Regions from separate parts of the Mus musculus genome. Here all the other regions are linked to region 2. Evidence: chromatin loops called from intact Hi-C (ENCODE). Cell type or tissue: left cerebral cortex. All regions are shown on one strand. Links, peaks and the distances in the headings refer to the core of each region. The heading gives the core; the rest is flanking DNA. Region 1 holds the start of 1700108J01Rik (RIKEN cDNA 1700108J01 gene). Region 2 overlaps Gm5089 (predicted gene 5089). Region 3 holds the start of Zic2 (zinc finger protein of the cerebellum 2). Region 4 overlaps Clybl (citrate lyase beta like). Region 5 holds the start of Gm5089 (predicted gene 5089).

Region 1 (6,292 bases), core at 925-5,924, 170 kb after region 2:
GATTGCTTCCTTTACCCCAGTGTACAGTTATCCTTGTACAAGGCATAGGTCCCTCTGGGGAAGGACTGGAGAAAAAACCTAATAGCAAAACTTTCATGTATTTTATCAAGGTCTTTCCTCAGGGGAACCTGGCTGTCCCTTCATTCAAGGGGTTCTGGGTCTGCAAACTGGCTCAAGTCTGGACATTGGTTCATGAATAGAGATTCCCTTTTACCACAATCCAATGTAGACTTTCGGCCGTTTGCTTGGGAATTTTTGTGCTTATACAGAACAAACAAAAATGCAGTGGGTTTCTCATCTGTTTCATGCCTGGAAACACCATGATTGATTGGCCAGTACCAAAGGTCCAAACAAGTCCCGCCATTGTAAAAACACTGCCTGTGCTGCCCTGTGTGGAGTAGGCCATTGTGGGCATTGCTTTGTCTGTGTTGGCCATTATCATAACTACGATCACCTTGCTTTTGGTGATTCACATCAGCTCACACATGCACTCCAGAGCACACCCACACCCACACCCACACGCACAAGCACACATGCACTGCAGAGCATACCCACACCCACACGCACAAGCACACATGCACTGCAGAGCACACCCACACGCACAAGCACACATGCACTCCAGAGCACACCCACACGCACAAGCACACATGCACTCCAGAGCACACCCACACCCAAACGCACAAGCACACATGCACTGCAGAGCACACCCACACCCACACGCACAAGCACACATGCACTCCAGAGCACAGCCACACCCAAACGCACAAGCACACATGCACTCCAGAGCACACCCACACCCACACGCACAAGCACACATGCACTCCAGAGCACACCCACACCCACACGCACAAGCACACATGCACTCCAGAGCACACCCACACCCACACGCACAAGCACACATGCACTCCAGAGCACACCCACACCCACACGCACAAGCACACATGCACTCCAGAGCACACCCACACCCACACCCACACGCACAAGCACACATGCACTGCAGAGCACACCCACACCCAAACGCACAAGCACACATGCACTCCAGAGTACACCCACACCCACACGCACAAGCACACATGCACTGCAGAGTACACCCACACACACACGCACAAGCAAGAGGAAGATGCATGAGCCAGAAGCCATGAATGTGTCCTTACAAGTAGGGGTAGGGATCGAAGGGCAGAAGGTGATTTAGCTGACATCTGGGGGTTAATGTTGCAATTAGCCAGTGTTTATTTTTCTTGTTGCTGTTGTTTTGGCTAAAAACAAACCAAAACATCCTGAAAAGAAGAGAGGGAGGCAATGGAGGAGCTAGAGAAAGCACCCAAGGAGTGAAGGGGTCTGCAACCCTACAGGAGGAACAACAATATGAACTAACCAGTACCCCCAGAACTGTGTCTCTAGTTGCATATGTAGCAGAGGATGGCCTAGTTGGCCATCAATGGGAGGAAAGGCCCTTGGTCTTTCAAAGATCATATGCTCCAGTACAGGGGAATGCCAGGGCCAGGAAGTAGAGTGGGTGGGTTGGGGAACAGAGCATGGGGAGGGTATACGGGACTTTCAAGATAGCATTTGAAATGTAAATGAAGAAAATATCTAATAAAAAAATAAGAAGAGAGGGAGGAAGGGAGGGAGGGAGGGAGGGAGGGAGGGAGGGAAGACATTCAGGCTGCCACATGTCTGTCAGCATCTCAGCACCTAAGCTCCTTTCATCTCTGTGACAGAATACCTGAGAATATATACATATTTTGGTTTTTGGAGACAGGGTTTCTCTGTGTAGCCTTGGCTGTCCTGGAACTCACTCTGTAGACCAAGCTGGCCTAGAACTCAGAAATCCGCCTGCCTCTGCCTCCCAAGTACTGGGATGAAAGGCGTGAGCCACCATTGCCCAGCTTCTGAGAAAATAATTTTTTTTAAAGAATTATTTATTTTATATATGAATGAGTACATTGTAGCTGAATCCATACACACCAGAAGAGGGCATCAGATCCCATTACAGATGGTTGTGAGCCACCATGTGGTTGCTGGGAATTGAACTCAGGACCTCTGGAAGAGCAGTCAGTGCTCTTAACCACTGAGCCATCTCTCCAGCCCGAGAAAATAATTTAAAATAGCATTTGTTTTGACTCACAGTCCCAGGTTTCAGTCCAGAGGCTTTGGCTCCATTTCTTCTGAGCACATGCATGGTGTGCAGAATCCAACTGAAAGGGGCGTGTGTGTGGTAAAGCAAAGAGGCTCACCTCACAGCAGAGAGCAAAAAGTATGGAAGAGGCTAGCAACAAAGTATACCTTTCACTTCTCTCTCTCTCTCTCTCTCTCTCTCTCTCTCTCTCTCTCTCTCTCACACACACACACACACACACACACACACACACACACTGTGTACTTTGTGTGTGCACTGTACATGTCACAGTGCATGTGTGAAAGCCAGGGGTCAGCACTTTTCCTCTACCCTGTGGGCTCCAGGGATTGACTTCAAGACATTAAATTAGGCTTAAAGGCAAGTAGCTTTACCTGATAAACCATCTTCCCGGTCCCCTTTTCACCCCCTTTAATCAAGAGATAATCGACCTACAAACGAGCTCGTCCTTTGAGGAAGTTAGAGCCCTCATGCTCCAATCACTTCCTATGGTCCTATGGGTGACCACCAAGCCTTTGAGAGACAAGATTTCAGATTCAAACCCTCAACGAAGATCACTCCCCATTCATTTAGCCCTTCTGCCTGGATGTGGCTCAGTGGCAGAGCACAGGGCCAGCATCTGAGGACACCTGTTGAGGCTCCTCCTGCCTGCCCCTTCGTCCACCTTCTCCAGCCCTACAAACCTGGTGGCTCTAATGTCTGCCCTCTTCAGCTGTGTTAATGTCTTACCCAGCCATACTGTGTGTTTGTGCTTGCTTGTTTTCTGTACTCAGCCCTGTGGACCTGGCCAGGTCACCAGCAAATATACCACAGATCCAGGCTGGGGTCCCTGCCTATATTCATTCATTCAGAGGAGGTTTAGACAGAAGCAACACACAGCACGGCTCTAGCTCTGCTCTCTCTTGCTAGATCCAATTTGTAAATACAAGAAGTGAAGAAGATATCAATGGTGAAGGTTTATTTTTGCTCATATTTTTATTAATAAGCAGTGGGTACAAGCTTATTTCAATTTGACTATAGAACTCTTATATCTACATCTATAAACAAACACCTATGATTTCATATTTCTATCTGCTCCTGTTGTTTCAGATAAGACTATTCACTAATAGGAATATTATGAAGATTTTAGATTTTTTTATGAATATGAGTACACTGTAGATGTCTTTAGACACACCAGAAGAGGGCACCAGATCCCATTACAGATGGTTGTGAGCCGCCATGTGGTTGCTGGGAATTGAACTCAGGACCTCTGGAAGATAGCCAATGCTTTTAACCACTGAGCCATCTCTCCAGCCCAAATTTTTAGTTTTTAGAGGAAATTAAATAATTAGAATGAATAAACCAGTAAAAAAAATCTAATAAAATATTTATTATAACTATAGGAATACTTAATGTAGTAAAAAACAAAGTAGTAACTTTTAAAATAATATCAAATACACGAATTATATTACTTCATCAAGACTGTATGCTATGTGTCTGTATGTTGTGTGTTTGTATATGTGTTCTGTGCTGTGTATATATGTATGTGTGTGCATTGTATGTGCTGTGTATGTGTGTGCATACGTGTAAGCAATGTACGTGTATGTGTTATACACTGTATATGTGTATGTGTATGTCTGTGTGCACTGTGTGTGCATGCTATGTGAGCATGTGTATCTGTGTGTGTGTTGTGCTGTATATATGCTATATGCTATCTGTGTATATGCACACTATATGTGTGTGTGCACTCTTGTGTGCACACTAGAGGTCAGGTATCTTTCTCAATCACTTTCAACCTGTTTTCCCCCTAAAGTAGGGCCTTACTAAGTAGCCCTGACTGTCTTGGGTCTCAATATGTAGACAAGGCTGACCTTGAACTCACACAGATCTCCCTGCCTCTGCCTCCTGAATGCTGAGATAAAAACCATGCCCAGCTCCAACCTTATTTTTTGAAGCAGAGTCTCTAAGTGAACCTGGCTGGCTAGCAAGTCCCAAGAATCTTCTGTCTCCACCTCCTCAGTGCTGGGTCACAGTGTACAAGCTGTGCCTTTCCTGTACATGAATGTTGCTGATCAAGAACTGAGCCTCCTGCCTACACAGCAAGGAGGAGGCCATTCCCTTGGCCATCCATCCCCCTTGGCCCCATCAAGATAACGTTTAGTGTGGAAACAATTTGCCTCCCATAACCTGTCCTATTTTATACTTTGTAGACTGAAACCGGTACACGTGCAGAGTCCAATCGTTCTAATTGTTCTAATTATCATCACACCCTGATCCTGCTGCAGAAGACAGCAGGTGGCCTTTCCGTTCCTCCGGAGGGAGCTCCCTGTGGGCAGGCTCAGCTTCCTGAGGAGGACTGCCATGGGGTCCTTCCATAAGGTGCATGTTGCTGCAACCCAGGCTGCTACGTGTTCAATATCAGCATATTAAGTGCTCAGTGCTCTGCTCAGAACAGATCAAAGCCTATGGAAAAACAAGGTCTCACTATGTACCGTTGGCTAGCCTGGAACTCACTAAGTAGAGCAGATTGACCTGGAACCTGTGTCAACCCTTCTGTCCTGCCTCCTGAGCACCCTCATATCTGCCGTTATGATTTTGGACCTTGAGTCCCCAGAAACCCTAAAGCTCCCAAACACAGCTCTCTTCTCTGTTCCTCTCTGATGGGTCTCCACCAAACCCATTCGCTTAGAAAGAACCTGCATCCTAAACCAAAACTCCAACATGTGAGTTCAATAGGCAGAAACTTGGGTGGGCATAGGACACTTGGACCCGGGCATATCAGCATCCCTCTAGGAGACCCCTAGTTAAAAGTGGTAGTCACATGACCCATAGAAGTGCTGCCTTGCCACACCCAAACATAGCCGAGAGCATCTTTCTTTCGGCAGCAGGGCCCCCTTACTTGTGTGACTGTATGACCATCGCTGGTAGCCTTTTAGTGGTAATAGAAATTTTCACATTAATGCTGTAAATTCTGCAACATATTTTGACGCCTGATATATCAGATGCGGGGGATGGGGATAAAAACCACAACTGCATAATGAAAAAACATTTATTTTCCCCCTTAGTCCTAGCAGGTCAGCAATTGCAAGCCACTCTGCAAACATACATGAGGTTAGGGACATGGAAGGAGAGGCTAGCCAGCGTCTCACAGCACAAATCACTGTCCCGAAATTTAAGAAGAAAGGAGGATGGGAGCCCTTGGGAGGAAGACCTATAAGATTGGCGAGAGTCCCAGTGTAAAGCGGATTGTTTCTAGAACCATCTTGGAGAGGTTCTTCCACCGGGGGGTCTGCTCCAGGTGGTACACCCACCGGGTCAACCCTTTGTAGTGAGGGCCATCCCGGCATCACCCAGCCAGTTCCAGACCCCTTGCAGAACGCGGAGGTTGGCAACAGCAACGGCTTTTCTGGATGCGTCAGTATTCACCTCCACCCCCCAGGCCTTTCCCAAATGTCTGTTCCTTTCTCCCTCAGCCCCACTGCTACTACGCCCCGGGTGGGCTTCTCAACCCTGCTGTCTGTGAATGTCCCAAAGCCCACAGGGGCCTCCAGTCCAGGACTCGGCTAGCAGGTAGGCCCTGTCCTCTGCCATCCTTCCTGCTTCCGTTCTGGCAAGAGAAAGCCCTCAGCCAGCCCTCCCCGGACAGATCTTGGAAATGATTAATCTCTCAGATTAAACTGAATGAGCTCAATATAAAAATATTTTTAAAAAACAGTAGGGTCGTTAAAGAGTGACAGATTTAAGCGCCATCTGGGCTCGCTGGTCAGGGTGGCGCGAATTCCATCAAACGGCTGAACGGTGCACGATCTGAGAATCCCATCTGTTTTATCTAACATGCCTCCGTCCGACAGTTTTGCCATTTTGATGTTAAGAGTTGTTTAAAGAAAACATTATTCTATGGGATATAGAATAATGCTCTCTCTAAACTCCCTGAATGAAAATGTACACTTGATTATCACAATGTCTGATGGACTGGAAGCGCCACTGGATCCTAACAGTGGTCCCCGAGCAACTCCAAACGGACTTCTTTTCACACACATGGTCATTTCCACCAGTTTATTTTTGTAAACCTTCGGGACCATATGTGGAGATGTTTCTTCGGGTTATCCTATGAAAGTACACTTTAGGGTTTTTTGTTTGTTTTGTTTTGTTTTGTTTTTGTCCCCACTGAAAACT
Region 2 (6,292 bases), core at 506-5,505:
TTCCTCTGCAGACACCACAAGGAGCCCTCTGAAGGCAGCAGAACACTCCTTGTCTTTGTGACACTAGCTGTGTATCTAAAGGACAAAGGCAAATTAGTTCCTTGTTTAAGAACAAAAAAAAAACAAACCCAAAAACCAAACAAACAACCTGGGTTAAACCAGCTAGACATCCTTAAGAGAAGAAAGAAAGAAAGAAAGAAAGAAAGAGAGAGAGAGAGAGAGAGAGAGAGAGAGAGAGAGAGAGAGAGAGAGAGAAAGAAAGAAAGAAAGAAAGAAGAAAGAAAGAAGAGAAAAGAAAAAAAATCCAGCTTGTCTTTACTGCTTCCAGCTTGTCTTCACAGCTTCCAACTCAGCAGATAGATAGTATGACTCACAGTATTGGTCCCCTCTTGTATTTCTTTCTTTAAACATTACTTTCTTTCTCTCTTATTTATTGTGTGTGTTGTCAGAGGACAACTTGCAGGAGTAGGTTCTCTCCTTCCACCACTTAAGTCTGAGGGACCAGGCACGGAGGTGAGGGTTTTTATGGGCTAAGCCCATCTAACTAGTTTCCTTTGCCTCTAGCCTCAAGAGAGAAAGTTTTGTTATTCGCATAAAGAATTTTTCCCCCTAGAGCTCCTCCCATGCCCCAAGACCCTAACCTAAGGAATATGTGTGGGTTTTTTTGTTTGTTTGTTTGTTTTTTGTTTAGTTTGCCTGTGAGGAATCTACAAGAATGTTGGGGTTGGGGTGCCTGGCACAGCAGAGCCTTTAACACCAGCAGTGGCAGGTACATCTCTATCTTTAAGCCTGATCTACAAAGGAACTTCCAAGCCACACAGGGCTTCAGATAGACCCTGTCTCAACACCTCCCCTTCCAAAATTGGCTGAGACTGAAGCAGACTCCTCCACGGTTACTGAGTTCCATGTGGGGTCTTAAGAGGCTGCTGGCTTTAATTTAACTTAGGGTGCTGTAGTTCCAGTCTAGAAGTCTGGTTCGGTTTCCAAGTAAGAGGTCACCTATGAGAAAGTCAACTCACCTTGACCAATCTTCTAGCTGTGGCTGAGCACGGCTTTGCATGGTCTGGTCATCAGATCAGCAACTAGCAGGTCCTCTAGGCAAGTCTGTGGAACCATGTGCATACTACAGAAGGGCGGACCTCATTCCTCAGACCTCACCATGCCTTTGCATGGCTCACACACTGCAGAGACCGTTTTCCAAGGGAGAGATACAGGGAAGAGTATGGATTGCTGGATTTTCGAATGTTTTAAATGATTCTTTGTTTGGTTGATTGGTTTTGTTGTTGTTGGTGGTGGTGGTGGTGGTGATGGTTGGTTTTTGAGACAGGGTTTATCTGTGTAGCCCTGGCTATCCTAGAACTTGCTCTGTAGACCAGGTGGGCCTTGAACCCACAGAGATCGGCCTGCTTCTGCCTTTTGAATGTATGTGCCTTCACTGCCTGGCAACGTTTTTGTTTTTTGTTTTGGTTTTGTTTTGTGTTTTTGTTTTTGTTTTTGAGACAGGGTTTCTCTGTATAGCCCTGGCTGTCCTGGAACTCACTCTGTAGATAAGGCTGGCCTTGAACTCAGAAATCCACCTGCCTCTGCCTCCCAAATGCTGAGATTAAAGGCATGCGCCACCACTGCCCGGCTGCCTGGCAACGTTTTAAATTCTTTTTTCCCTTTCATTAATTAATTTATTCACTATGTAGATCTATTTATCTATGTAGACCTAGCTAATGTGGAACTCACTATACAGACTAGGTTGGCCTTGAACTAACATAGGTCCCCCTGCCTCTGCTTCCCAAGTGCTGGCGTGCTCCATGGGTACTTCGATTTGAAGAGAACTCATCTGTGGATCGCTCTGTGACTTTTGGACAGTTGTCTGACATCCAGGGAACTCAACAGGTGTTGGCTGAATATGAATTTAGTTAAATATTCGTGAGCGCAGCGATTCCCCTTAAGACCTTCGGGGGAGGGGGGATATATTTACTCACATCTGCTTCTTTCTTACCCTGGGGAATTAGAATTTGTGGTTTTCTCTCGCAGACGTGCAGAGAAATCCACAAAGTTGCTTGTGGCATCTGGGGAAATGTTAACCAGGAAGCTGGCTAGGCAGAAGACGTGGATCTTTCCAGGTCTTATGCCCTACAGATGGGTCATCTTTTAGAGAGTGGAACTCAGATCCAGTACACCAGGACTCGCCCAGGACTTGCCTGGCGTTTGGCGTCTCCCCCAGAATTCTTTACACATGGCCCAGGAGCCAACTTCGGTGTTTACGACACACCCGGGCGGCGGATCCCCTGGACGGGCTATGGGCCCCGCGCAGGTGTCCGGCCTGTGCACGGGGTGCGCGGGGGCCCAGGAGCCCCGAGAAAGACGTTATTGTTACACTGTAACGAGTCTGATTAACTCGCTCCTGACACTTTCTCTTAGTTTCTTCGGCTCCTAGCAACCAGGCACAAAGGCGAAGGATTGTCCCCGGCTCCGCGGGGACACGGGCAGCCTTTGATCTCGCACCATTACAGCCCGGCTGCGCGACAGGCTCACGGGGTCCGGGAGGCCCGCAGTCCTGGCCACTGGGCCACGGGGATCCCCCCACTGCGGCCCCGGCCTAGCCTGGCCGCTGCGCCCCAGCACTGCTACACCGGTGTAAGTCATCACGCAGGGAAGGGCAGCGGTCTCCGAAATGTGCCCAAGGCCTGGTCTCTACTCCGGGGCGACGCCCGCGCACCGATGCATGCGGTGTGTGGTGCGGAACAGAAGAACATCTACCTACACGCGTGTCCTGACCGTTTGAGCACGTCTCCTTCCTAAGCGGTACGGGAGTTCCAGGCTTGCCTTGCTCTTCCCGTCCGAAGGAGCGAAAGAAAACCCAGCCGGTCAGTCACAATGAAAAAAGAAAGGGGGAAAAATTATGTAAAAGGAAGGACACAGTTACATAGTCCTCGAAAACGTAAATAACCTGCTTAGACGAAACTGAGTAGATCGCCACAAATTGCGTGTCCAGGAGGACTTTGGTGCCTTCCTGGCGCTTGCTTTGTATTTCTGGCTATCTTTACGGATTCTGAAGGAGGTGGGGTGTCAAATAATTACTAGAATCTAAACAAACCATGTCCACCAGCGACAAAAGTCACCCACCACAGAACCGGGACAAGCTGCCGGGTCCCACTGCGCAAGTTTTACAGGTACTAAAAAGTAATTTCCGTTCCAGTTCGGGTCGCTTACTTAGCCATCCCTGGCCCCAGTTGAAAACAGAGGGTGGGAAGAAAGAAGAGTTAGGCTTTAGCATTTCAATGTTAGGGTCAGGTAATTACTTCCCCTAAATTACAAAGTGAGGGCTTTGCAGGGGGCCCTCCCGGGAGAGGGCACTGTTCCCAAGCCCTGGATTTACAGACCCTTCTTGTGCTCTCCACTGGTAATAATATTCACAAGTTCCCGTGGAAAAAAAAACGCAGAGGATTCAGATGGCAAAATAAATGCAAGCTCTAAAAGCATACTGTCCTGAGGAAGAAAGAGGAAGGGGTGTGTGTTGGGGGGGAGGGGACAAGGGGAGCTGTAAAGCCCGTATTCTCTCCTCTTCCTGTGCCAACTAAGAAAATTCCATAGTCTCTAAATAAAGTTTCCCCAACTCCCACAAAACTATTGAGTGCAAAGGTGTTCCTGGCGATAATGACTTCTATTTTAGAGAGCGGAACACCGCATGGTTGGTTCTATTTATCCAGCAAAATATGCCAGGCAATCAAAGACTTTCAAATTCAAACTACAGGCGGTGAAGTCTTCATCCCCGGGACACTATTTCCCGACCTGTCTCTAGAGCAGTGGGGGCCAGTGTGGCCCTGTGGAAAACTGGAGACAAGGCTGAAGAAAGTCCCTAACTTGCCGTCCCAGGGGTGCCCCCCAACCAGCCAGAATTCTCCTTACCCTTTCAATAAAACATGACTGTGCCGATACAATCCTCTATACATTAAAATGAGTTTGTCACAGATTGTCATTAAGACCTCAGTAAAACAATGAAGACATTATTGGGCACCCCCCCCCCCTCGGGCAAGGTATTAAAGGCATAAAGCAATCGACACCACACGGGTCCTATTGAGATTAATGAAAAAATTATGCAAAAAGAATCGCAATTTCATTTTCCCGTGACGAGGCTTTGCGTCCGTCCAGTCATTCTCGCATCGCACCTGATGATTTATTAAACTAATCTGTGGAGATCAACCGCTGATGTTCTCAGCTCAATCTTGTCCTGGCTCATTTTCTAAGTAATTGTTTCTCATTAGTTCTGATAATGTTTTAATAGTGTTATCCATAATTTAGCCCCCTAGAATTAATAACAAGGGGGTGATACAGGCAAAGTGGCTGCCATTGAGCTACATAAAAATATAAACAGGTATGTTTTTTTAATTAATCTGATGAGCAGCCAAGTCCCCTTCCCACCTCATCACCCACGTCTGTGTCCCTACGGCAGACTCAGCCTTGGTGGCTCACTCAGCCTTGGTGGCATTTCTCTTTGTCTGCTCCTTACTAGGGGATGTGGGTTGGAGAAGTGGGATGCCTGCTTCCTTGCTACTCCACGTTTTAGATTTCTGTCTCCTGGGGAATGAGGGCTATGGGACCTCTCTTCTGGGGGCCCTTGTATCTTCTCAGATGACTGGCAATTGGCCTACATCTTTGCCTCCTGTGGGCCCCGGTCTTGTGATCCTACCTAAAGTGGTATTTCTTAATTATGAAGATGATTGATCCGAGGTCTGAGAAGGCTTAGCCAATGAGAGAGATCGTTTTGAGCTGGATACGGTGAAGGACATCAGGACTTTGGAGGAGGAAGACGCAGGAGGACTCTCATGAGTTTGATGCTAGCCTGGGATACATATCAAGATTCTGATTCAAAGGCAAAACCAGAACCAAACAGGGTGTTTTTGTATGGATAAGGAAGTTAGGGGACAAGGATTCCGAGATACTCTAACATGGTGAGGACATAGGAGTCCCTACCACTGTTGTGGAGTGGGAGAGGCCTAACTAGGCCCTGTTCTCAGTACCACTTTGAAGGGTTGCTTTTCGTTTGTTTGTTTGTTTGTTTGTTTGTTTGTTTTAGAGACAGGGTTTCTCTGTGTAGCCATGGCTGTCCTGGAACTCACTTTGTAGACCAGGCTGACCTTGAACTCAGAAATCCGCCTGCCTCTGCCTTGAAGGGTTGCTTTTTCTTAAGGTCTCCATGACTTCCACCATACAGGTGGGGCTTCCTCAGAGGGAGGCCCCTGTATGCTTTGGGTCGACCTGAACGACTGGGATGGAGGCCAGAACATGTGCCCCTCATCTTTTTTTAGCGCCAACAGCTTATCTGAAATCAGTACTGCTCTAACACTCTGAGCGTGTGTACATGTGTGTGAGTGTGCACATGCATTCATGCCCTCCATTCCCTGCTGGCTTATGAGCAGTCTTTGTTTCCACCAGCATGGACCCCTGTGGGTCGGCTTACTTTGTGCACACCTGACTTCATGACTCCCAGATGCAGCCTGGGGCCTGGGCATTTCTTACCCAGAGTGCCCCTGTCCTCTGTCCTGAAGCACCAATGGCCAGAGGCTAGCTGGATCTTCCCACTCCCATATGCCTTTCCAGAAACTCTGGGGTAGCACAGAGCAGCCCAGGTGAGGAATGGCTATCTCTCAATGAGGGAAAGGAGAGAGACACACAAGGTCCAAAGCAGGTGGCCCCAGCCCAACGCCTCAGCTCTGTTTAAGAGTTAGCCCTTCAGGTCCCTTGCTTGTGAATACCCGTGTCTCAAGAATGTTTCTCCAGATCCATCAGCTCTGGGGTTGGCTTCAGCCACTTGCTAGCCAGGGTGGTTTTCTCCTTCCTACCTTGCACTGGGGTGCATGGTGGCCATGGTAACAGTAGTTTCTGACCTGGCATTGGTGCGATGATGTGGTATCCACCTCCTAGGGTTTTCTGTAGGAACTAGAAGGATAGAATCAGGGGTGAGAAGTAGACTCGGGGATGGGGCACACACCAGGGGCCATGAAGGGAATCCACCAAAAGGGCCCAGGAGGAGGAGGAAAATGAAACTGGAAAACAACTGTTTTCTATTTACAAATTTAAATAAACAGCACAGCCTTCCCCGTGGTGTTTGTCTAAGAGGAGCAGCTATGCTGCTGAGTAGGTCGTGAAAAGGTTGGTGCGGAGTTTTAAACGTCCCATTCTGCTAATTTCTTAAAAGAACAGTGGTTCAGAGTCTCTGCACAAAAGCTCATGATTTAATGAGGGAAGAGAAACAAAATCTCCGCTTGCTGGTGTTTCAGACTTCATTGGCGTCCTC
Region 3 (6,292 bases), core at 643-5,642, 68 kb before region 2:
AAAAAAATGGGGGAAACACGAGCCTCTGAAAAATAGATAATCCACTCGGGGCAGAAAAGCTCAGTCAGACAAGCTGGCAAAATCCTTGCTATGCTCGCTTCCCGGACATCGAGCTAGAGCCGAATTGTTTTATTTTGTGCGCTCTATTTAGAACGGAAATATTGAGCAGGACGGGCGGGTGGGGGGTGGCAATCGCATCACTCCAAGCATATATTTGGTATTACGCTGATCGTTTAAAAGTTCAATTTCCGCACATGGAAAAATCCCAGTCTAATAATACTCTTACCATCCTCCAACAAAAACAAGCCCTGGCTGTCCTGCGCTCTCCCATTCCAGGTCCCTGGCTGATGGTCATTCCCCAACGCGTACGAACACACACACACACACACACACACACACACACACACGCTCAGTCTGTGCATTTATTTCTCCTCGAGGTGCCTCTTCCCACTGCTGACCCACGATTACCTGTATGAGTTCTTTTGTGGATCTTGAGGTTCTCGGAGCGTGCGAAGACCTTGCCACAGCCCGGGAAAGGACAGGGGAAGGGCTTCTCGCCAGTGTGCACGCGGATGTGGTTGACCAGTTTGTATTTGGCCTTAAAGGGTTTGCCCTCGCGTGGACACTCCTCCCAGAAGCAGACGTGGTTGCTCTGTTCCGGGCCGCCGACGTGCTCCACAGAGACGTGGGTCACCAGCTCGTGCATGGTGCTGAAAGTTTTGTTGCAGCTTTTCTTGGGATTGCTTAGCTGCTCCGGGTCGATCCACTTGCAGATGAGCTCTTGCTTGATGCACTGCTGCCGCATGTAGCGGAAAAAGGCACCAGGGTGGTGGTGGTGATGGTGGTGGTGGGCTGCGGCCGCTGCCATGTTCATCCCCATGTTCATATTCATAGGGCCGTACTGGTTGTGGAGCTGCGCCGCCGAGTAGGGGTCGGTCCGCGGGCTGGCCACTTGGCGGTATTGCTCCGAGCGCCCGAACACCTCGCCCGGCAGCCCTAGGCGCATTTGCCCATTGAGCACGTTCTGCGAGGCGTGCGGCCCGTGCTGCTCCGGGAGGCCAGGGAAAAGAAGGTGGCCCTGCGCGTCCGAGTGCGCGTGGTGAAGGCCGCCGGCGCCGGGTCCGAAGAGCCCGTGCTGCCCGCCTCCCGGCGCCGAGTCCCCGAAGCCCCGGCTGCGGAACAGGAAGTCCCGGGTGGAATTAAAGGGAGGCCCCGAATAGGAGCCAACGTGTGCGGCGTGGGGCCCTAGAGCCGCGGCCGCAGCGGCTGCAGCAGCCGAACCCGGGTAAGCACCCGGACCTTGCGACGTGAACGCCGAACTCTGACCAGGAGACAGTTCGTGTGCCCCGGGGTTGAGCTTGAAGGCGCCCATGTGCGCCGCGGCCGAGTCCACGAAGCCGTTCTGAGCTGCCGCCAGGCTCAGCTCGCGGTCCTGCATCTCGGCCGCCGCAGCCGCCGCTGCCGCGGCCGAGTGGTGGTGGTGGCGCGCGAAGCTGCCCACCCCGATGGCCGGGAACTGCGGCCCCGCGTCCAGAAGCATGGCCAGCGCGCCCGGCCGCCCCGCCGGCGCCGGTGAACCCCGCCGCCTGGATTTCCTCTTCGGATCGGCGAGGCGCGTCCTCTGGACGCCCGGCTCCGTGAACCGGCGGTGGAAATACTGGCGACTGCAGTCTCGGGAGCCGGGCTGGTGCGCCCGCCGCCGCCGCCTGTATCTGCCTCAGGCGGCCGGGCACCGAGCGAAGGCGCGGAGAGGAAGAGGAGGCGGCGGCGGAGGAGGCGCGGGAGGAGGAGGTGGAGGAGGAGAAGAGTCCAAAGCCAGGCGGAGAACCAAAGTGTATTAAAGGAGCTGCGGCGGGGGCGGGCGGGCAGGGCAGGGGAGGGCGGGCGGGAGGAGGGAGCGGAGGGAGGTGTGGGGAGCGGAGGAGAGGGGGGCCGCCGGAGGGCGAGCTCAGCGCCGCGGCCCCCACCCCTGCGCGCCCCCGCGCGCGCACGCACGCACGCACTCACTCGCTAGCTGCCTTGTACTGCCGGCGGACCAGGAGCCTGGCTGAGATCAGCGGCATCCGCCGAATGAAGTCAACGCGGCTGCGGGGCCACAGTGCCCTAGGGCAGTGGCTGTGCGCACACAAGCTGGCAGGGAGCGGACAGCAACAAGCTCCGCCAGCCCCAGAGCCTGGCGCACCCGCCGCTCCACCTGATCTCCGCAGGGGCGCTGGGCAGCCGGGAGGAGGAGGCTAGGCGTCGAGTCCACGGCGCTCTCGGGTGGCCGCTCCCTCCCCCGAGGCCTTGCTCACGCCGCCCAGAGCGCTGCCGGTATTGTTCGGCTTCGCGGTTGCTGCGGGGGTTTAGCCCTCTTGGCCCTCCGAGCTTGGCATTGGCGACGCCCGGAGTAGTAAACTTGCAGCGGTCACGAATTCCCCTAGATGAAGGAAACGGGCGCGTCGTCCCCTCTTTCTTTAAGTTGGGCTGGAGGAGGAGGGAGGGGGAGGAGCAGGGGAGGGGGGGACTGTGGGAGGGGAGAAGGCGAGGAGGGGGAGGGGAGCAGGGTGAGGCTAGTCTGAAAAACAATAACAACAATAAAAAAGTGTTCTCTGGTTCTCCCCCTTCCTCCAGCCGATCTGTTCTGGGCGCTAGTCCGGGAATGAGTGCTCGCATCAGCGAGGACAGAGCGAAGTCCTCGGCACAAGCAAATGCTAGGAGGCCAACACGAGTTCTTCCTCTCTCGCGGCTGCAGTGGGCAGCCTTCGCCACCGCCTCTGTTTATTTCGGTGGGCGCTGAGGCCGCAGCAGCAGCCTTTTATTTTTTTATTTTTTGTCCCCTCCTTTTCCTCTCCCCTCCCCCGCGTACCCGCCGGGTCTCCCGCCCGGGTATCCCTCCCTCCTTATCCAAGGCTCGGCCTCCTGGTCACACCGCCCCTTTAACGGGGACTCCCGCCCATCCCGCCCTCCAGAAACCGCTATTGGCCATCACGGCCTCGTCAATCCTTCGCCCAGCCCGCCCCACCTTCCCTGAGCCCCGCTTGGGTTGTGCAGCTGCAGCAGCGGCCCAACGCACCCATAGACTGGGCCTGCCAGCATGCAGGGTTTCGTTCGCGCGTCTGGCTCTGTGGCTCCCGTCACCAGCCGGCTAATTCAAGAGTTCAGCTGCGAGCCTAACGCGGTGCCAGGTCTATGGGTCTTGTCCCCTTCCGCCCGATCCTGCTCCCGTATACTTTGTCAGAGGCCACCAACTCCCCAGAGATTGCATCCACTACCAAAGTACACCGAAAAATCCGGGAACTCTAGTCCAAAGCACCCTTAGCTATAGAGTCACCAAGCCCGAGACCCTGAGGGAGCGAAGAGACTTTTCCTGACAAGGACAGGTCTTTCCCAGTCTGGACAGGCACTCTACTTTCTCCATTCTCACCTTGACCAATTTGCTTTGAGGCGTTAAAGCGTGGATGAAGGATGGTGGACACAGATAGTCAAACTTATCCCTTCTTTCCACTCCCTGGACATTCGTCTATACACCGCCCCCATCCCAGGCGGTGGTCCCCACCTGCCCCTGGGCGCACTTAGCTCACCCCTGCCCCCACCCCATCCCCACCTCCCCACCCCCCGCCCTGGCCGCTCATGTTCAGCTCAGATTACAGGAGTAAACTAGGCAGCAGACCCTGAGGGGCAGTTTAGACGTCATTTAAAGACAGTGTCTCCCTCCGGGTGGATACCTCCTGACCCGGTCCACAGCCACATTGGTTCTGGAAGTGGAATGCCCAGAATCAAGCAAGGTTTAGGCCTTAATTTGGCTGTTGCCGTATCAGAATCAGGGCCTCAGAAAAAATAAACTGTGGGGCTTACGGTAAGTGTCACTCTTTGGTGAAGCCACCGCAAAGCTTCCCAAGCGCCGCCCTCGAACCCAGGCTGGCTTCCCACTAAGAACATGGCTGTCCCACCGCCCTCAGATTGGTAAGAGGTAATGGGAAAGGGAATTGCGGGCCAAGAGTTTGGGGAAGTGTAAAGGTTCAGCCCGTGACCATCGTCTTCCTTCACCTTTCGCAGGCCTGAGAACTGCTTTTATTAATAAATCTCTGGAAACTGAGATAAAATTCGCGCAAGAGAATAACAACATACTTCGAAATTTATATTGAAATGAAATCACCAAAAACGCTGGAAGAAGACTCTTGTTGAGATTTGCTGCAATGAATATGAGCTCCTGCCTGATCAAACAACCTCTCAAACCTTAGGTGGGTCTGGCTCAACTGTTGGAGCCAACCTTTCTACCAAGGCTCCCTCTGTTTCCTCCGTGTTCCCCATTCCTTGGTAAGGGGGACGGGAGAAACGACCACAAGAAAAAGGCATCTTGACCGAAATCATGAGCTTTCCTAGAAGCTGGAGAGAGGAAATGGTCCTCTTTCCTCCCATTCCCCTACCTCAAAGGGCAGAAGCTACACTGGCCTGCTAGACCGCAGGGGGAGGGGAGGGGGGAGAGATGGAAAATATCTAAGCAGAAAGGCTTCAATCCATTTATTTTAAAAGCCTGCCTAATTCAGTCTTTCACATTTGCTTGCCTTATTTAGCAATTTATACTGAAAAGTGCATGTATTGGTTTGCTCTAAAAATACTACCACTCCCAATTTTTTTTTTTAACCTAAGATTGGTTGTGAGAATAACAGCCTTGCTACCCAAAGACCTTATTTCCTTCTTTCAAGCCCTCACACTTGTAGGTTTTCCTCTTCTACCACTTCCTCACCCCCCTCCCCACTCTTCCTTTCCTCTCTTTTTTGACCTATTCTCTCCTTTCGCTTTGATTTCTTCTTTGCTGAGCCCGCAATTCAGGATGGCGCGGCTGGGCGCTGGATTCGAGGGCCGAGCGTTAGGGCAGATGCCTTAATTCCCGCCGGAGAGCTCGCCGGCTGGGCCCTCCTGGCTATTCTTTCCCAGCTCCAGTTCTCCTCTCACTGCAGGAAACAGAGGAGCTGAACCAAGTTCAAAGTCATGTCTCGGTCCCCTCTTTCAGAAGTGTTTTATTTCTCTGCAAACCAGAAGAAGAAGAAGGAAAAAAAAAAAAAAAAAAACCTTTTCCTTCTTGACAGTTTTTTTTTTTTTAAGGAAGGAGAGGAAAAAGCGAGGGCAAGAACAAGTGTGTGTGTGTGTGTGTGTGTGTGTGTGTGTGTGTGTGTGTGTGTGTGCCTGTGTGTGCCTGTGTGTGTGTGTGTGCGCGCGCGCGCGCGTGTGTGTGTGTGTGTGCGCGCGCGCGCGCGTGTGTGTGTGTGTGCGCGCGCGCGCGCTTGCGAGAACGCGCAAAGGCTTTCAGGACTATTGCCTCAAAAGTAGACTCAGGTTCCTTAGCGGAAGGAAGGAAGGAAGGAAGGAAGAAAGGAAGGACAGAAGGAAGGAGTGAAGGCAGGCAGACACTGAGCAAATCATTTTTTTTCCAACAGGTTTCTAGAAAGGCTGCTCTGTCAAACTTCCCAAACCGGTAACTGTCAACGCTTGGAAGCCAGTTCTTTCTTTGTTAAGTTTCCCCAAATTGTTCTTTTCAAACAGGGCAAAACCTGCACTGGGCAAAACCTCAGCTTGTGGCTGAGAAGGATATCCGCCACAGGGCTCCTGGCAAGGGTACATTTCCCGGCGAGTGAAGAGAACCAAGGCTTGATCAAAAATTCGTGGTGTGTTTACAAGAAGAAAAATAAGGGATGAGGTGAAGCAAATTCCACAAACATCCCAGCAATCATGAGCAACTCCTTTTGAATGGTGTCTACTGTGATCTCTTATAGCGTGATGTGCACATACATACAGAAGAATAAATGCATTGCACTTCACCCACTGTGTTCTCACACACAAAGGTATACATTGTGGGAAAGGAGACACCAAATACAAACAACTTGGCTATCCACTGAATATATTATTGTGACTCTTGGCCCCAGTAACACTCCAATTTTTTTCCCTTAAAGAAAGGTGTAAAAATGGGGGAGAGAAGCTGTGAAGAAGAGTATGTAATACATTGTAGCTTAGGCCAAAATAATAACTAACATAATAATAATTTCCTTTTCTACAAGAGTTCTAGCACCACCTCCATCTAGCACCACCTCCATCTATATTAGAGGCAAAAATCCAACAAGATAATCAACAGGATATTAAGTTGAAGGTTACTTTTGATTCTGCTTTCTCAGCTATTACTGAGTTGGGTGACCCCCTGATACATGAAAGACCACATGTGTGCTCTGGGAAGCCCCCTCTATAAAACCCACATAGAACAAAAGCCTTTTGACATGACTTTAGAAAGGTATAATGTAAGAGGAGAGGAAGTTGT
Region 4 (6,292 bases), core at 666-5,665, 180 kb after region 2:
CAGGTGACAGGGTGGCCAGAACTGGTTCCCGGGGCTCACAGGGGAGAGAGGCGCCGCTGCTGCCCCGACAGCTGTATTTCCCAGTGTCAATTATTTATACCACCAAACAGGTTTTGGAGAGGATTGCTGGCAGTTTTAATTGGCTTCCGGTGACTTCATGGGCACAGTACCTTTAAAATATTACCTACCTCTAGATAGAGAAATAAAACTATCGTAACACACAACTGATTCAGCCTGGTGCATGAATTTTTAATCCATCCTGAGATGTTTGGGGCAAGGCCAATCAAGAAGAATGAACAGTGGCCCTGGGCGTCAACAACCAATACAATGGGAAACAGGGACACCAGCAACAAGCAAAAACAGAGGGTGTTAAAAAAAAAAAATCCAAGCCAGGCTCTTTGCATATGTAGTGAAAAACCTAAGGCCTCACCAGCCAGCATGGAAATGCTCAGATAAGACAAAGGGCCTTGCTGGGCCTTCTTGGGTCACAATTTGAGGTTAAACACAGCAGATGGGAGAACCTGAGAGTCCACTTCATGGAACTTTAGGACACTCCAGTATAAAAATCAGTTAGGTGTCCAAGGTTACTTCAAATTTCTGGGTGTGTGTGCGCGCGCGCGCGTGTGTGTGTGTGTGTGTGTGTGTATCGAGGAAAAGATCCAATGTAACCCCATCTGCCAAACTTAAAATGCAAGGTAGACAGACAGCATGCAACAACATAAATACCGGTTGTATTTAGGGCCCCCAAACAACAGCCTTGATATAAAAAGTTAGAACTTTTACTTCAAAAAATACTGGTGACTTTTTTTTTTTGTGGTCACTGAGGTGGGGGGCAATCTCTTTTAATTATGTCAAAAGCAAAGAGAAGAGGGTAGGCTCTTTACCTTTGAATACCAAATGAGGGAAGGCCGCATCAAAGACTTCCCTTGATCTGTTTTGCCTGAAAAATTAATAGGCTTCACCAAGTCCTTTGCATCGCAAGCTCAAATTCCAAAAAAAGAAGCTGGGGTGACACCCACAGTCCCAGGGACAAAATGCAGCCAGCAAGAGGGGCTTGGCTTTGATGGGGGGGTATGGGGTGAGGTGGGGGGGTGGGGTGAGGTGGGGGGGTGTTATTTGATTTTGGGAAGTTTTTTTTTTTTTTTTTTTTTTTTGTTAACAAGGTGGATAAGCCCTGAAACTGTTCCAAGGCTAACTGTCACCCATGTTTTCCTCCTACCTACCCTCAGCCTCTTCCCTTTGCTGCCCGGAGCAGATGCTGGTGGCTGGGACAGTGTGGAAAGGCCTGGCCACCTAACTCTGCAGTTTCAAAAGGAACAGTTGAAAGGCCCGAGGATGAGCCCACAGGAGGCCTAGGGAAAAGGCTAAGTCAGCATTTCAGAGGTCCTGACATCTACTCGGCTCTTCTTTCCTCTCCTGCAAGGGGAAGGCAGGATGACTTCAAAGGGGAAAGTTTTGGGGTGTCTGGGAGGACTTTAGTTCACACTCCTTCTGGCAGCAGGATGGCCCCCAAAGGTGAATATTTGTATCTTTCTCTTAAAGAAACCCCACGGTAATCTCATTTCGGGGACACATGGCTGCTGCTGAAGTGGTGGGTACTGGAAAGTGAGACTGGGTTGGGGGATGGGGCAGCCGCTGTCCAGGCTTCTGCTTCCACTTCAAACCCTCATCCCAGGATGTCTTGGTGGCCACACTGGTACAGGAGGAATGGGAGGGTCCAGAGATATCCCATTACCAAGGGACAAGGAAGAGCTAACAGGTCACAGACTCGATAGTAGGAAAAGGGGAAAGGTCAAGAGGAAGGCAGAGGGAAAAGTGGGGACGAAGGAAGACCTCGCTAAATACCTCTCTTGGCCGAGGGGCTGGGGAGAGGGATGGAGAGACGTGCTAAGACTGCTATTTACAGATGAATGGAAGCAGGGCTTCTCCATCCGCTCAGTGACAAACCTTAATTGCTCAAAACAAAGCAAGTTTCCAAGGGCCAAGCTCTTCGAAGGCCCCATCTTTGCTGTAACGTCGGGAACAAAGCTCTATGTCCAATATTTCCATTAAAAAAAAAATAAACGAAAGCAAATCGTGATGTCTACCGTCATCTGTTTCAAAGGGTTTGATTTCTTCCCACCTCCCGGCTGCCAGCTAGGTCATCACAACAATTCATTTATTTTACTGTCTTTATAGAGAGGAGAGAAGAGAAAAACCTATGTCTCACTTCTTAAAAGGTGGCTCAAAATCTGAAATTCAAAGAATAACATTACTAAGCAATTACCTGGGAAAATCTAGAAGGCCTTCTGCGAGAACTATCAAAAGACAATATTTGTCTAGAATTCGAGCACTAACGGCCCTGACACAGCAAAACCATTGTGTTTTCCCCAACTTTTCTTTGCTCCATACAGCTGTGTTTTCACAGATGTCAAGCCATGTGTCTCCACCAAAAGGTTTAGCCCTCCCTTCAGAAGCGAATGTGGATCAAAGGTTCAAACGCAGAAATACAAGCTCCCTTCCCCTCTGGAACATGTTTTTATTTTTCCGCAGTGGCTGCAAACCAGAATTCCCATCTGCTGTCCTGCGGCACCCAGGTTAACCTTACCAGTGGGGCTCAGAGCACTGTTATCTCAGCTAAGAAGAGCATAGATGAAGAAGCGTGCCCATGCCTGAGAGAGCCACGAGGGCCCCTCCCCAAGATGTCCACTCAGCTCAGAGAGGATTGAACCAGGCAGGAGCCGAGGTGACCTTAGAAATTCATTATTCCCTTCCTGTTCCATCAGAACAGATTTACGAAGTTAAGATTGGGTTTTTCTGTGATGCACATACAACTTGTAGAAAGAAGAACATACGGTTTCCTGCCTCCTACTCCAGCAATACACAAGAACATGCAAATGATGCTTCGCTTGTTTGAAACTGTCTAACAATAGACCTGATAAAATAATATTAATCTCTATCTAGCAGGTTCCGTTGTATTTTACCAAGCTGTAGTTCTGTTTTAGATAGATCTCCTTCTGACGTGCTAATCTTTTTAATGCCTCCCTCACCCTCACTTCCTATTCTTCCCACTGAGAATATCTGTGAAACGACTAGGAGAGAAACAGATAAGTTTCTCTACTGCAAAGATGGGTTCACTGCATTTGCTCAGGAGAAGAGCAAGCCGGGGTTAAGCAGCTGACAGGGTTTTAAGACCTTTGAAGGTATTTTTGCCAGGTTCTTAAGATCGCTCAGTATCAGGTGAAATGAGTTAGACAGAGGCACGTATCCGTCTGTTTAGATCTCTGTAGACCATCAAGAGTGGAGGGATACAAAGCTTTGGCCAGTCAGCCTCTCTGGAGAATATACAGGCGCCAAAGTGGGGAGTCCTGGACTGGTTTAACACCAGTGTGTGAGTGCCATCTAGTGACCACTCCAGAACTACAGTCTAGTCACCGCACTTACCGTACAGAAACATAAGCCTCCTAACCCATCTCCCCAAGATGATTTGGTTCCAGCATTCCCAACCCTCCTGTCCACTCATGGCAGCATTTGTTGCCCTGGTTACAAAATGAACCTAAAGGAAAAGGAAAAACAAAAACAAAAACCTAAACAGCTTCAGAAAACAAAGCAGGAAGTGGGAGGGGCCCAAGATGGCTTCTGACTAGAAAAAGCAACACAGTATCAGATTGTCAACACTGAAGCTGCTCACAAGCCCCACAGAGAAGGGTAAAGAGGCCACTTCTACTAAGGAATTACTTTGACCATTCTGAAGGACAGACTCCATGAAAACGGAGTCTCCCGCCATTCACACCTGCCCTTCAGACGTCAGCTGATCAACTTTGATGAGGAAAAGCTCCCTGTCTGGGCACTCATACCTAGACCTCTCTGAGTCCTCTTTGTGTGTGTGTGTGTGTGTGTGTGTGTGTGTGTGTGTGTTATTGTACACTCTAGGGATATGAAGCCCTCCTTGCAGCTAGACAAGCTAGCAGCTTCTCCTGCTCCAGCTGCCTGGACTGCAATGTAAGCTCCACAGCAGACCAGCCTACCAGCATGCCTTGTCCTGGGATGATAGGACACTCTCACCCAGCTTTGGGTGTGGCCCTTCAGTGGCCTAAGCATCAGTGGGCTGTCCTCACTTGTGAGGAGCCGCCCTCACAGTCACCGTTACAAGATGGCGCTGACATCCATTGCTCATAGTAAAATGTGTGCAGGCGTCATTGCCTGAGCCCTGCCTCTCTCGTGGCGTTAACTGACTGATAGTGGGCAGCCAATTCGGGTGGTGCACGTCTCCAACCGTTTTACACAGCCTATAAAAGGGAAGGGCTTTCTGCTCTCTGGGTCTCCTCTCCTGAAGTTGATCATCTATCTCTCGAGATGTATTAAAGCTTTACTGCAGAAGGATCCGAGTGGCCTGCGTGCGTTTTGCTGGCAAGACGGTAGCGTGGGTCACTCACTGGTAGCAGGTGGTCCCAGAGGGCCCCATCAGCCACTAGAGGCCACTGTTCTGTCTCCATTTTATGAGTTCCAGGTAAAGACACCTGGACCAGCATAGTCAGAACAGGGACAAAATGCAACACTGTTGCTCCGGGCCACACCCATGGGATCACAGACCCTGTGAGAAGGAGGGCAGTTGTTGTAACAGACTTGCCTTTGTTTCTGGAGAAGACTCGGGCCTGAATCCGGTTCTATGGCCACACAAATCCTCATTCACACGTCCATTCCCTAAGCTGGCCTCAGTGAGAAAGGAGCCAGGTCATCACTAAATGCTGTCTCCCAGGGAGCCCGGAAGGACCAGGGCTCAGCACAGATTCATTGGCTGACAGAAAGGAAGATGCCAAGAGTCATTCAAGGCCTAGGGTGCCCGGTGGGTCAGTGAGCCTCAGCTCTAAATACCCCCACTTCTCTGCTTTCAAGGAATGGGGCATGTGGCAGAGCTCAGGTGAGGCTCATTTCTAAAGGGAGGAGGACCTGGGGCCAGGAGTAGCTGCTCATCAATGTTATCCTTTGGGGGGAGGGGTCCAGCTATGTGACCCAGGCTACATGCAACGTATCTTCTACCTTAGCCTCCAAAGTGTTGAGATTATAGGTGTGTACCGCCACACTGGGCCCTAAAATGCTACTTAATTTTAAAATGGTGGCATGTCATCCCTTCTGGTAGAGAGGGAGTTGTTTGCTCTGCCCATTCAGGTCCACTTGATGCCCCCCCCCCCCACATACCAATCAATAACATACCTTTGAACGATGACTTTAGAGCTTTTCAAAATGAACAATTACACCACTATGAAAAGCCAGACCCTAGTAGAAGAGACACTTCGAAGGCCAAAAGGTTGGGCTGGACAGGCTCTGGGGTGGTGGGATGGTGAAGGCTCCAAGTCCCAGGATCCCTTCTTATCATAGTTTCTAGCTCAGACCCATTTGGGTACAACACACCAGCACAGCCTAGCTTCCCTTAGCTACTTCTTAGGTCTGGAGAGTAAAAACACTTTGAGGACACTATCTGTTCCCAAGAGTAGAGTCAGGGAAGCCCCAGAGGTACTCTGCTGAGTAAGGCATCTCGTAGTGTTGCCTGCATCTGGATGCAGCCAGACAATGCCTGGCTGAGATGAGGGTCAATGTGAATAGAAGAGCTGTGAATAGAAGAGCTCTGTGGCTCAGAAGGATTGAGTAGGCTCTTGATGGGGAAGCCCAAACACCCAACTTATGTGAGAGCTATACTGTGAGCAAAGGGGACAGACCCCAGACTGGACCATACCTCTATTTTATGTATGTGAGTACACTGTAACTGTACTCAGACACACCAGAAGAGGGCATCAGATCCCATTACAGATGGTTGTGAGCCACCATGTGGTTGCTGGGAATTGAACTCAGGACCTCTGGAAGAGCAGTCAGTGCTCTTAACCACTGAGCCATCTCTCCAGCCCTCCATCCATGTCTTAGTGATGGTAATAAGTCATTTTTGTTGTTGTTGTTGTTTTGTTTTTCGAGACAGGGTTTCTCTGCATAACCCTGGCTGTCCTGGAACTCACTTTGTAGACTAGGCTATCCTCGAACTCAGAAATCCGCCTGCCTCTGCCTCCCAAGTGCTGGGATTAAAGGTGTGTGCCACCACTGCCCGGCTAATAAATCATTTTTTAGGTCATATTTGGGAGTCTTTTGACCACAGCCCTCAGACACATATCCTAGTTTATCAGTATGTATAAATTGGGTACTTCTAGCTTATATGCTTAGTGCATTGTGCTTGAACCTGTCTTCAGAAAAGGCAAAGCTGTAAATTGTCCTGTAACAGAGCTGTACCTTGTCATGGTGAGATTCCCAAGGTAGAGAAGGTTGA
Region 5 (6,292 bases), core at 824-5,823, 47 kb before region 2:
TAATCCTACATTTTAAAGGTTTATTTGATTTTTTTTTCCTGTTATTCACTTTCAAATAGAAAAGATAAAGTATGAACTTGGGTGGGATAACTTATGTACTGTAAGCTTGTTAGGACAAAGTATTCCTGATGTATAATGAGTTGTTTTATTTATACAACTTTTTCAATGGTAGTTTGCACTATTCTTTATCATGCTACAGGTTTATTTATTATGAAACAAAGGAATATGTATTTTATGTATTTTGCCATGAATAGGTTAACTCTGCCACAAATTTATTGGTTCCTGATACACTGAAAATAAAACCTTAAAATGTGTACCTCCCTTAGAAAGAAGTCAAGAATGGTGATGGACAAATGTAATAAAGGTATTCTTCCTATGTATTGCTACATTTTATCCAAGGCACATCTCTGTCATTCTTTTAAAACAGAACAGTTGCAAAAGGAGTGAACCTGCCTTTCCCTGATCTATTATGAGCTTCTGAAGAAGGGACAGGTGGGAGTGGGTGGGGTAGCTTGGATTACTTACCATCTAATCTGAAGCAGTGAGTCTCAGCTTTCCTAATGCTGAGACTCTTTAACACAGTTCCTCGTGTTGGGGTGACCCCCAACCATAAAATTACTTTGTTGCTACTTTGTAAGTGTAGTTTTGCTACTGTTATGAATTGTACCTATCTGTGTTTTCCAATGGTCTTAGGTAACCCCTGTGAAAGGGGCCTTTGCTCCTCACCCCCCCCCCAAAAAAAAAAACAACAACCCACAGATGGAGAACTGCTGATCTAGAAAATGCAAGAAATTTTATAAAAACAAATCCCTGCAGGTTACAAGTACAGTTATACTTTTCTCAAAGCCAGTCCCTTCTTGTGTTAAAATCAGTCATGTCCTTAGTGCCTAATTGCTGAAAATAAAGTCAGGGGTAATAAGATTCCAAACATAAAGGCAGGTGACAAAACTGCTCAGGAGCAATTTATAGTTACAGAATGGGACTGACAAATGGACACCAAAATCAGCTCATAGCAGGTTGGAGTAGGGGGAGAGTTACAATTTTAGTTTTTAATTATAATCAGTATTTTGGAGTAGGTAGGTGTTAGGCAACTTTTTTTTTTTTTTGTGGTAGCAGATTATTCCAGTGACTGACTCAAATTGATATGTTTGGTTATACATGTTAGCAAGCCTGGCTGTTTCCTTGTTTTTATGTTCACCACTACAAAACAGATAAAAGGCAAGTATTAAAAAAAAAAAAAAAAAACAATTGGTAGTCACATCAATAAGCATTTCTCCAAAAGGTTATAGTGGCTTTTCAAAGTCAGGTCTGTTAAGTGTAGTAAAGGTGACACAGGTTGCCAAGAGTTGTTGTAAGCCTCATGACAATAACCAGCACACGAGGGAGAAAAACACTCGTAAATGAGGGCTTCGATCAATGGGAAAACTTACAGCTCTAATGAAGTTTCTTGTGAAAGGAAGGGTGATACAAAGCCACCAAGACATGAATCATTCATGGGAAATATAAAAGATAAAAGATATCTGACAATGAGCAGAAGCTTGTATAGAGTGTATAAAACAAGTTTCCCCTTCTTATTTTCTGCTTTAAAACGCACAATCTCCCACTCCCAGCCTCTTCTGTCCAGTCTATAGAGTTAAAATTGACCACTGCTCGTCCTGAGCCACTTCAAAGTAATTTAGTCCAGAACGGAAGGCTTGGCGCTTGGACAATCTTCATGGTGTGTTAAGATTTCTATGGCAATTGGCAAGCAAGACGTTCCCATCTGAATATGTCTCAAAGAAAGCCACTTATTGACACTAAGTTGGCTATCATCAAAGACTTCATCTTCCCTCTGCAAAAAAAACAAAAAAAACAAAAAACAAAAAACGTGGCCTTGCAACCACTGAATCGGCTATCTTTGTTTTTCAGGCCAGGAGGCTCTGCAAACACACGGTTTTTCCTTGTTTATATATCTCTCCTATTCAAATATTCTTTGGTAAATGAATGTTAAGAAAGCCTTAGCAAGATCTACTTGGTGGGAAGTATGTCCTCTTGAGTTGGAGGTGGCCACACAAGTGTCCTGATCCTGGGGCCTGAAGGCCTTGGAAACTGGGCCCAACTGTCTACCCGCCTCTCAAGTGCTGTGTCACTGGAGAGGAGCGTTGTTGGCCTCCACTCTGTCCCAGTGTGGTTAGGAAATACAACCAGGGAGAACGGAGCAGGAGAGACAACTGCATTTCTCAAGTGGTCACCTTAAACCAAAAAAAAAAAAAACAAAAAACAAAAAACAAAACAAAACAAAAAAACCAAAAAAAAAAAAAAAAAAAAAAACCAGGGAATGTTATCACAAGGCAAACAAAACAATCCACAGACTTAAGAATCTATCCATCTAGTTACAGGGATACCACCTCCCTGCCATCTGCCAGTGCCTTACCCAAACACCACCCGAAACCTCGGGAACATTCTAGATCTGGAAAGACAACAGAATCACAGAGAAAGCACCCTGGGGTGGTCAGCACACTTTCCCTCCCCGTGAAAAAAAACTCTCAGAGACCCCACGAAGGGACATCCCAGAGCACATATTCACACATCCCGAAACTGCCTAATCAGGCAGGGAGAAGTTCAAAGGCATGTTTTTGAAATTCAAACTACTGTTTTTATGGTACATCCACACAGAGGTCAGAATTGCTATGGCAATAGGCAGGGCCAGGAGAGTCGCTGGCAGGCCGTCCACAGCGATTTGAGACAGTCTATTAAGATACAGTTGCAGTGACCCTTACTTTCAAGGCCAGTTAATTCAGCCAATTCTCACCTCATCAGAAACACATAGGCAAAGATTAGAAATGTATGATATATATGTGCATATCATATATATTAGCTTTCTGTTGTTGGTGATGATTCCCCTATAGAACCTCCTGGCTTGAAAGGAAGAAGAAAGAATGAAGAGAGGAGAGAAAGCCCAGTGGGGGTGGGGGTAGTGATGTCAGAGGGTAGGGAGAGAGGCAGGGGAGCCTGGTCCCCAGTACCTCTTCCTTCTCTCCCCACCTAAGCACTTTTATTTGTAGAGCGATTGTTCTTTGTTTATTTAATACAAGTACTGTGTGAATAGTGAAAAATAAACACGATGAAAAATAACCAAACAGATGATTCCTCGGAGTGAAAAAGCCCGGACTTAATAAAAGTGCGAAGCAGTCACCGCTCAATGAGAAACGCTTTGAAGTGGAACTTATTATAAGAGGGATACTTCAGGGTTGCCTTAACGACGCCGCTGAATCGAAAGCGCTCGCCTTTGTCAGCGATTTGTTCTCCTTTGCTGGGGTGCCCGGAGAAATTACTTACATGGGCTGCCTTAACATGCGGCCTGCAAATCAGTAACTTTGCAGCTCAGACTTGCAGACGCCACTGGGTCACCGACAAAAAGAAGTCAGGGGGGAAACGCACCAATCCTCCAGGCGGAGGCTCTGGGGATGGGGCTCACGGCGTGTTGGGGCGGTAGATAAGTTGCATTACACCCGAGCTCCCCACTCTAGCTCTCACCCCAGAGCAGGTCCTAGGGCCTCTATCCCTAGATGATCCAGACTCCTGCGGCTCCCGGGCCCTCCAGTGAGGGGCGCTCTTTGGCGCGCAGGCCCAGAGCCATACTTTCCCAGCAGTCCAGGCCATATTTAATAAGGGTCGTTTATCACTCAGGCGCTTTGAAGGGTCGCCTCCAGCCCTGTGCCCATTAGAAAGGCGGAGGTGACATTTAAACTCCGTTTTCAAGGATCGCGGGGGGATTTCATTGAAAAGGCAACTCGTTTGTCTCAGGAGCCTGGAAACAACCCCCGTCTCCCTCCTTTTGACCACATGGCATAACTCAAAAACAATAGTTCAAAAGTGAAATGGCGTCGTGGTGTTCACTGGGAGACAGGCCCCCATCTAGCACCAGAGAAAGGGGTACTCCTCAAGACAATGTGCTTTTTGTGTTCGGCTCTGTCACGAGGATTGTGTTGTTTGCTTTGGAGGCTTCGCCTGTTATACTTGCCTGAAAGTGCTTGTGTTAAACAAGAGTTATGAGTCATCCAAAACAACAAACATTTTGATTTTCTTTGCCTAAAGGGCTTTCCCTGGCTATGGGCACCGTGAAAAAATAATGTCCTTGCTGAGAAAGGAACACCAGTAGTTGCATTACAAGCGGGTGCATTAAATATTGAATGACATGGGGAAAGGAGCTTGTCGAGGGGCACTCAGCCTTAAAGTCTTTCTTCAACTTTGTCTTCGGTGGCTGCTGGACTATTTAAGATGGTATTAATTAAGGCAGCTTCGGATGCTGTGGAGCCAGCCGGCCCCTGGGCTGAGCTCTGTCAATGGGCCTGTGTCCCCATGTTCTGCTTATGGATTGGCTGAAATGTCACTTCTCATTTGCAGGCTGAAGAGAAGTGACCATCCTACACTGAGGGCGGCAGGAATGTAGTCAGCAGCCATAGTTAAAAAGAGTTTGAGGGACTGGGGTAAAGGGGTGGGGGCAGGGGGATAGGGACATGCAGACAGCCGTTGGGAAGGGGAAGGAAGATGCACAAGGACCACTTGGGTTTGGATAACCCCTCTTTTTTAATCCTTTTTGCCCGGGGAAAACACATTAACCTGTCTGGATCCTACAAAGAGAGACACAAGCTCTGTACAAACGGTTCTCTTTACTAAGATACCTTGCTCTCTAGGTCTCAGTCACAAATTACAAACAAATACACGCTCTCCCAGGACTCCAACCAAGCTCTTTTTTTTTTTTTTTTTTTTTTTGATTTCTTTTTTTTTCCATTTTTTATTAGGTATCTAGCTCATTTACATTTCCGATGCTATACCAAAAGGCCCCCATACCCACCCACCCCCAACCAAGCTCTTAGGATCCACTTTTACAGAAGGGGAAACTGAGGCCTCAAGAAAGGCTCTGAAATTATTTCCACCAGAAGTATTCCCTGATGCATGACACCTGAGAACAAAAGCCACCCTCTGCTTAAGGTGGCCCCACACCCAAGCCCAGATACAAATTTATTCCAGTGTTTGGAAATTTCTAAAAAGGAGAGAAGAAAAAGGAAAAGGAAGTCTACCGCCAACTGACTATGGTCTAAATTAACCCATGCTTCAAGAACCAGTTGACTATAGCTTCTCAAAGAGGAGAGACAAGAGTTGGCTGTCTGGAGAGGCCAGGGTATCCTGGCAAATTGACTTTGGCAGCCTGAAGCCCCCCTCCTCCTATCTCAGGGCATGGAGTTCCAGCTGGGTTTGGGCCTTCTCTTTCAACAGAAGGCCCCTGGCAGGTGGAGAGATGATGCAGTCCCTCCTTCTCTCTGGGCTCTTGCTATCTGTCAGAGGGGTTTAATACCCCTAACTGTAGATCTATTTGCAACATTTGACTTTTCCATCTTGGATGTACTCCCTCCATTCAGCCCAGGGGCTCTGTTTAGCCAGTTCGATAAGGAAGGTCCTATTTCGCACTAACAGCCTTGCTGTAAAAAACAGAAAGAGCCTGTGTCCCTTCACCTCAAGATAGACTATGTGTTCTAGGGAAGGAGGGCAGGCAAGAAGAAAACCTCCTGTAAGCCCTAACACGTGGGCCTAAGGTCCTTCAACCCTGTGGTAGCTGCAGGGCAGCGGTGTGACTAGTTGGACCAGGTCACTGGCAGAGGTACTTCTAAAAAATCCAAGGTGGAAGCAGGTAGGCCTAAACTCCCGCCCAAGTGAGCTGATGGGGAGGGGCGCTTTTACTTATTTCCTTACTTCGTTATCCCTACTTCTACAACCTTTTTGTACAAACAGGTCCCAGGGCTGGGTAAGGGACTAAGAAAGGTGGCCTTTTGACCTGAAACACACCCAAGCACAACTACACACACCCGCCAGCCCCGCCCCCGTCAGTGCACTGGGCACGCACTTGGGTTCCAGGCTCCTTGCCAAGAGCGCGCGGGCACCCTGCATGGCACACTGGCTGAAGTTCCTGCAAGAAGTGGCGGGGGTGGGGTGAAGAAGGGGTGGGCGGCAGTGCAGGCAGCCAGCCGACTGCTGGCGGAGCGCACAAGTTCTGTGCTCAACTTCCCCGCTCTTAAAGAGACCCGGGATCCCTCTGGAGAGGCCCTCGGGAGCTGGCGGCAGGGCTGGGAGAGGCGTCGGTAAGCTGGCCGGCGCGGGGCGCGGGCGGTGGGACACAAGGGCGCGGCAGGAGGAGGGCGCGCGGGTGCCCGCGGCCGGCCGGGCGCTCGGAGAAAGTCAGCCGGAGCAGCTGTGACTTCACCTATTAGCCCCGATGTCTTTCGGAGGAGCCTGGTGGAGTTAAACAGCCCAC

The links. A loop is a pair of places that touch in the nucleus more often than their neighbours do. Peaks named below come from ENCODE experiments on the same cell type or tissue, not always from the same donor. Only the 100,000 strongest peaks of a DNase experiment are listed, where the experiment ranks them.
Region 1: it touches region 2 in a loop (3-fold over the local background); 4 of 42 quality-filtered maps call a loop at or near these places.
Region 3: a loop joins it to region 2, with 1.8 times the contacts of the local background. A loop is called at or near these places in 3 of 42 quality-filtered maps.
Region 4: a loop joins it to region 2, with 2.4 times the contacts of the local background. A loop is called at or near these places in 4 of 42 quality-filtered maps.
Region 5: it touches region 2 in a loop (2.0-fold over the local background); 6 of 42 quality-filtered maps call a loop at or near these places.

The regions. Positions count from the first base shown.
Region 1 is chr14:122,232,850-122,239,141 of GRCm38, reverse strand. All of the region lies in intron 1 of Clybl (citrate lyase beta like), which reads right to left. It overlaps 1700108J01Rik (RIKEN cDNA 1700108J01 gene), which reads left to right and starts at 5,504. Exons shown (of 2, transcript NR_015532.1): 1 at 5,504-5,686. In left cerebral cortex, for the core only: a CTCF peak has its summit at 3,266 (motif pointing right); no DNase peak of the experiment used is centred there.
Region 2 is chr14:122,403,097-122,409,388 of GRCm38, reverse strand. All of the region lies in intron 1 of Gm5089 (predicted gene 5089), which reads left to right. Among named protein-coding and RNA genes, the nearest start is that of Gm25464, 18 kb to the right of the region's middle. In left cerebral cortex, for the core only: a CTCF peak has its summit at 3,355 (motif pointing right); DNase peaks (open chromatin) are centred at 2,477 and 2,725; H3K4me3 peaks cover 1,024 bases; H3K27ac peaks cover 950 bases.
Region 3 is chr14:122,470,924-122,477,215 of GRCm38, reverse strand. It overlaps Zic2 (zinc finger protein of the cerebellum 2), which reads right to left and starts at 1,832. Exons shown (of 3, transcript NM_009574.3): 1 at 469-1,832. The coding sequence starts at 1,540. It overlaps 2610035F20Rik (RIKEN cDNA 2610035F20 gene), which reads left to right and starts at 2,017. Exons shown (of 5, transcript NR_045046.1): 1 at 2,017-2,313; 2 at 2,614-2,768; 3 at 4,039-4,223; 4 at 5,527-5,825. In left cerebral cortex, for the core only: no CTCF peak of the experiment used is centred there; DNase peaks (open chromatin) are centred at 2,138, 2,667, 3,017, 3,226 and 2 more places; H3K4me3 peaks cover 2,521 bases; H3K27ac peaks cover 2,094 bases.
Region 4 is chr14:122,220,995-122,227,286 of GRCm38, reverse strand. All of the region lies in intron 1 of Clybl (citrate lyase beta like), which reads right to left. Among named protein-coding and RNA genes, the nearest start is that of 1700108J01Rik, 9.5 kb to the left of the region's middle. In left cerebral cortex, for the core only: CTCF peaks have their summits at 3,381 (motif pointing left) and 4,452 (motif pointing right); DNase peaks (open chromatin) are centred at 2,576 and 3,378; H3K4me3 peaks cover 291 bases; H3K27ac peaks cover 207 bases.
Region 5 is chr14:122,450,878-122,457,169 of GRCm38, reverse strand. It overlaps Gm5089 (predicted gene 5089), which reads left to right and starts at 6,024. Exons shown (of 4, transcript NR_033326.1): 1 at 6,024-6,119. In left cerebral cortex, for the core only: a CTCF peak has its summit at 3,592; DNase peaks (open chromatin) are centred at 3,307 and 4,019; H3K4me3 peaks cover 690 bases; H3K27ac peaks cover 1,738 bases.